Regions from separate parts of the Homo sapiens genome. Here region 1 is linked to region 2. Evidence: chromatin contacts called from ENCODE Hi-C or POLR2A ChIA-PET data. All regions are on one chromosome and are shown on one strand. Each heading gives the region's core, a stretch centred on a gene start or an enhancer-like site at or near the end of the contact. The rest is flanking DNA. Distances are from core to core; before and after follow the strand shown.

What was found. A loop is a pair of places that touch in the nucleus more often than their neighbours do. ChIA-PET counts read pairs that join two places held with the same protein, here RNA polymerase II (POLR2A). Pooled maps may share reads with other maps.
Region 1: a loop to region 2 is called in a map of PC-3, with 4 times the contacts of the local background. The contact joins the enhancer-like site here to the promoter of LINC02015 in region 2. A Hi-C loop is called at or near these places in 18 of 168 maps with a recorded cell type or tissue (HepG2, IMR-90, MCF 10A and 11 more), 1 of 37 single-sample maps with no recorded cell type and 20 of 50 pooled maps. POLR2A ChIA-PET finds 5 or more read pairs at or near these places in 5 of 52 experiments (HepG2, MCF 10A, OCI-LY7 and 2 more).

The regions. Positions count from the first base shown.
Region 1 is chr3:177,357,107-177,359,806 of GRCh38, reverse strand. No RefSeq gene overlaps it. Among named protein-coding and RNA genes, the nearest start is that of LINC00501, 64 kb to the right of the region's middle. RefSeq lists enhancers at 1-278, 952-1,246, 1,133-1,372, 1,493-1,692. Within about 2 kb of position 1,271, at least 40 of the 41 ENCODE cell types and tissues checked have a DNase peak (open chromatin) inside an H3K27ac peak, as active enhancers do; they include IMR-90, OCI-LY7, PC-3 and 7 more, where a contact is called at or near this core.
Region 2 is chr3:177,815,495-177,818,372 of GRCh38, reverse strand. LINC02015 (long intergenic non-protein coding RNA 2015) reads right to left here and starts at 1,508. Exons shown (of 3, transcript NR_110826.1): 1 at 1,377-1,508.

The DNA.
Region 1 (2,700 bases), core at 22-2,521, 460 kb after region 2:
CGGAAGCTTTTACCACGTGGCAGAGTGGGGTCACAAAGGGGGGAGCAGTGGCACGAAGGGGATGGGGAGGAAGACCTCCCTGTTCCCTCCCCCACCCTGCAGGGGCCTTCCTCTTAGGCTGCAGAGCCGAGGGTCGCTCTCCGTGGTGGAGTTCCCTCTGCAGAAGACCCCTGGAAAATTGCACTTCAGCAGTGGTGACATTTTATAGGCCATGATTTGCTGCATTTATGGCTCTGGCAGTGCAGGTGCGGAGTCGTAGGCTCCCGTTCTCACCCTGCAAATTGCTCACAGTGCAATCTGTCATCTTCAAGGCTAGGTGTGAACCGGGCAGGGTTGCCCTTAAAACGGAATTGCAGTTAAAGGCCGGGATCTGGAAGGAAGCGCTCTACCCCGGGGCGTGGCCTTTCCCACCGGCTCTGGACCTTTCCTTCAAGCCCCGCCATGCGCGCCCACCGACTTGGCTGTCGCAGCCTGGGGGCACTGGGCGCCCTGGGCTCTGCCTGCCTGCAGAGCTCTCATTCTTTCCGTTCCAGGCCTGTGGAATCCTCCAGTGAACAAGGCCTCATGCTGGCCTCTGCCCCACCCCACTGCGAGGAGCCGCTCCTCCTCCGAGGCCTATGGTTTTTCTCCCCGCGGAGTGGGCTTGGTGGGAGCACCGCGTGGCGCAAACAGCACGGGGGGACTTTGGAATCGCCTGGACTTGAGCCCTGCCCCACCACGTGTTCGCTGTGTGAATGTGGACAGGGTGGTTACCCTCTCTACAGCCCGCGTCTTAAAATGGGAGTAGTAACAACCCCCTCAACAGTTGTTCTGAGGATTAAGTGAAATTCAGATTTCATAGGAGACCTTTTTCAATAGTCAAGTCTCTCGCCTTTATGAGTCAAGTTCCACTGGGGCCAGAGGCCCTGTGGTTGTTTCTGAAAACAAGGTCAGCAGAAGTGCTAGACCCATTGTTTCCTCAACTCAGCCCTTCCCCCTACACTCCTGGCAAAGTGGAGCCCGCAGCCTCTTCCGACCCACTTCCACCTTCACCCACACCCACAGGCTTACAGGGCAGAGCTGTTTTGTTGACGGGGCGGGGGTGGGGGTGGGGACGTGGAAACTGTACCTCTGACCTAAGCTGGACCATTCACGGCCCTTCTCAAATTTCCCTCCCCCACCTTGCCACAGGGGATTGGTCCCAGCGGGAAGAGCTGACATATTTGAATCCAATCAAAAGCCTTCTTGGGAAATTTTGAAACTGGAAGTGAAAAAGTCAGTTTCTCCCCAGGGCTAAAACTGCAAGATATTATAACATACATGACCATGTTTCCCATGGTCAGGAGAGGAGAGGCAAGGCCAATCTGAAGGCAGAAACAGAGATAAAGATCGAGCAGAAAACAAAGATAGAGCCTCAGCCACAGCCAGACAGGCTGGGAGAGAGCGCTGAGGCCAACAGGAGTCTAATGTTATTGGCAGCATCGGTTCCTGTGTCCCTGGTACAGCCCTGCCTGCCCCCGATTCCTTGCGACAGCCCATTATTTTTTGCCACAAATTCTTATTGTTTAACCTAGTTTGTGTTTTTGTTGCTTCTAATCCAAAAATCCCATGGCATTTACTAGTTTAACTTACACAGTATGTCAGTTGAGTTCAAGAGCTCCCCAGCCCCATTATAACCCCCCGAGAAGTCTTCTATCCTCCGCAGCATATGTCAGTGCCCCATAACAAGGTGCTCAATAAATGCTCTTCAGATTGCACTGAGCAAGTTGTGAGTGGACGGGAAGTGCCCTGGTGGCTGTTGAAACTGGAGGCTTCAACTGGTTAATTTAAAGGGGAAGCATCGCCAATTGCCACAGACTTCTAGAAGCCCATTTATTGTACCCTAGTGGTAATTAGGGCTTATTCAAGTGAATAGAAAGAGAAAAGAGAAGAAACTTTATCCCCTCTAAATTGCATTTAATAAAAATCTTGGAGAAAATGAGTGAATTGTCAGGCTTAATAATTTCCCCTGGGTCTTTGTTGGAGGGAGGCTGAGGAAATGTACAGTATTCTACATTTATAGGACAGCAGATCTGCATTTTAACAGAGTAAAATGCAGTCGTGGCTTACCCTCCTTTTTTCCCCCTTCATTTGTTTCCAAAGGGTTTTTTTCCAGCTCATGAGTCACTTCCAGTCAGATTCAAAGACAAAAGCCGGCTAATTGTGTGTCCATGAGTCAGGGTCCCACCCTGCCTTATCTGAACACCCTTTCTAGCTCTGAGAAGACAGAGCAATTTTCAGCCTATAAGGCATTGAGTGGAACCTGTTACACACCGCTTCTGGGTCAGGCTCTTTAGGGAGCAGTCCAGGCCCTTCCATTTCCTTCTGGCATCTGGCAGCTGATAGCACCTTGGGGTGTTTCCTTGCCAGTGTTATTTTCAGTCAGGAACTGTGCAGTCTACCCTGTTCCTAAGGCACCCTGTTGAGCCCAGAGAGATAAAGGTGAATTTAAAAGGAGGTCTAAACCCTCTAGCAATTTATCATATAATGAAGGAGAAAGGCAGAAAAGAATCACTGTTAGACAAGCTTTGAGGGTTATGGAAGAGTAAGTGCTAAGACTAATGATTTCTCAGTCTGCACCCCTTGCTGTCTCTCAGCAGCATTTTATCTGGTTGACTTTCCAACTACTTGAAACATTTTATTTCCAGACCTCCCTGATGTTACTTTGTTTTCCAAGCAGTG
Region 2 (2,878 bases), core at 259-2,758:
AATTTATTCTTGAAATCAATGTTTTTCCTCCCCAGCTCAAGTGCATTTGTGTCTTTCTTTGTTGTCAAATGCCCTGTGTAGGACAGATGTTCCAAGAAGTCTTTTTCATGAAGTACCTCTGTTAATTCTTTGGAGACCCTTTCAGGGACTCATACATTTAACATTTCCTGATGCATTCAAAACACTCTCTCGTTAATCTTTTGTAAGAACCTTGACTCCTGTACCAGAAGGTGCTTGGGATTCCTTCATTCCAGCATGCACCCCTCTTGCTGTGAAATGGTGGGAGGCCCTTCAAATAACTTGCACTAACTTGCACAGTGCTACTTGTCCTGCAGGAAAATGAACACATCCTCCCCCATCATGTTCTCAAACTTCAAGCACTGCTGCCTTTTGGCCTCACTCTGTCATGCTGCGCATCTTCAGCCACCTCATACCTGTGATTTCTCCTGCAGAGTCAGGCACCAGGCCCTGTGCTGCCCACATTCAAGCACTGCCTGGCTAAACACTGAAGCCATTAACCACATGTGTCCATTGAACACTTGAAATGTGCCAGTCCAAATTGAGATCTCAAAGCTTTAGTATTAAAACACACACACACACACACACACACGCACACACAGAGCAAGATGTCTCATCACTAATTTTTATATCAACCACGTGATAATATTTTGGATATATTGGCTTAAATAAAATGTATTAGTAAAATTAATCACCCATTTCCTTTCCCTGTTTTTTAAATAGGCTACTAAAAAATAAATTACATGTGTGGCTCACATCATATTTCTATCGGCCTGCACTTCTCTAGAGCCTTGGACACAAAGAATGCCCCCGACCAGAGCACTGGCATCGCCCAGGAGCCTCTTAGTAGCAGAGAGCTTGGACTGGCAGTAGTGCTCAGAATTGTCATTTTAACCAGATCTCTGGGTGAAGTTCTGATGTAGGATAGAGGTACTTATTCTGAGGTCTCAGCACTCATGTTGATTCTTAACAGTCTGTTACCAGTTCATGACAAAATAAGTGCAGGAATTAAGAGTACTGTTCAGAAATTTTTATAGCAATTTGATGTTACAATACAGAGTATGTAACCTCTGAACATTGTTTCCATTTCATTTTTCTAAAAATTCAGTTCTAGTAAATCTATAAACCTGTCACTCCATGATGGACTGGAAATTGAAACAGGTTGGTCCTTTATCACAGAAAGTTTGCAAAGTCCTGCTCTAGAGGGCACCCTTCAAACTCTCTGAGGAAATTTCTCGAACTCTGTAAGATGGCAGTATTCCCCACTAGTGAGCCTCTCTGTCCTCACCACCTTTGCTCCAGAGGGTTTTCTCTCAATTTCCTCTCTTGGATCAAGACGAAGTCACATAGCAGCTTACCCTTCCGTGCCAAAGTGCTCTCTTTTCCTACAATTTTCTTCCCGGCTGTTAAATGTGTTCTTTGGAGTGACAATATTTGATGATTGGCCAACACCTTAACACATCCTGTGGGGAACATGTCTAAGTACCTTTCTTCAGAATGTGCAATGCAATTGTCACAGGTTACCCTCAGTTTTGGACGTTAGCCCAAATTCCAAAGCAATGAGAAAGTTCCCAGTCTGTATCCAATCAAGGCAAAGACTCCCAGCTTCTCTGGGGAACTTATTTTGGGCTCTGGCATTTTCTGTTTTGTCTTTTCCCCCGTCAAAACACTCCTCCAATTTCCCCACATGAGTTGAAGTAGTCTTGGCAATCAATCCTAATTTGAAAGTTTTAACTGGAATAATATGTAATCTTTCTTAAATATTATACTCTAGGCTTCTTCTACATTTTAAGGAAAATCTTGTAGACGTGCCCAACACATTCTATTAAGATATAGATATACATAAGTTAGTGCATATCACGTATTCCTTGTATGGGAATTTAAACCTCTTTTTTAGTCAATTTAATGTCCACAAGCAGTTCACCATTTAATCTTATGGCTTATTTTGTATAAAGAAAGTCTTCTTCATTAAATGAAGAACCGCTTTCTAATTCTCAATTTTAACAACATAATCACAGATTTCCTTGCACCAAATTTATTTAAAGAAAAACACACCTGAGTTTTCAGTTTATACCCACATTAGTATTTTATTAATAGTTTGAATGTTAAGTGGCAACCACATTCCAAAAACCCTGAAAAATTCATAATTTCTTTATGGTTTTTAAGAGCTTTGCTTCTTGCCATGATACTTTCAATAGATTTATAAGTGTAAGCAATTCATTTTTTTTTAAAGAAAGTAATGGATATTTATTGATTTCTTAATATGCACTAGGCACCCTATTATAATGTACTCTTTTGTACTAAATCTACAAAAATGAATAAAACATGTCCTTCCCTTGTGTAACTCAAGAGTCTGGGTGATGAGACAGACTCCTACACAGAAAATACAACACAATATCAGGGGTTATAAGACAGTATTTTGTGCAGGATTCTGTGGGGGTAGAAGGAAGGGGCCCTTAACTCCTAAGGAGATTAGGGAAAAGCTTCCTGGGGAAGATGATGCCTGGAACTAGAACTAGAGGGAATCATAGCAGGTTTTTCAAGTTAAAAAAAAAAAAGTTTGCAAAACATTCAAGGCAGTGGGTACTGCATGATTAAATATTCAAAGGCATGAAACAGTCTAAAAGTTTTAGAGCTAAGTAGGTTAAAATGAGGCCGGAGAACAGAGAGAAACCAGGTGATGGAGACCCTGAATGTTACACCTAGGAGCATGAACGTGACTCAACAGGTGTTGCAGGCTGTGAAAGTGGTTCAAGCTTCTAACGCCATAGTTGCCCATTAGTTTCTCTTCTGGTCTAATTTTGCAATTATTTACATAGAAGATCTTTAATATAAACCTTTGTTGAGTTCAAGGCCACAT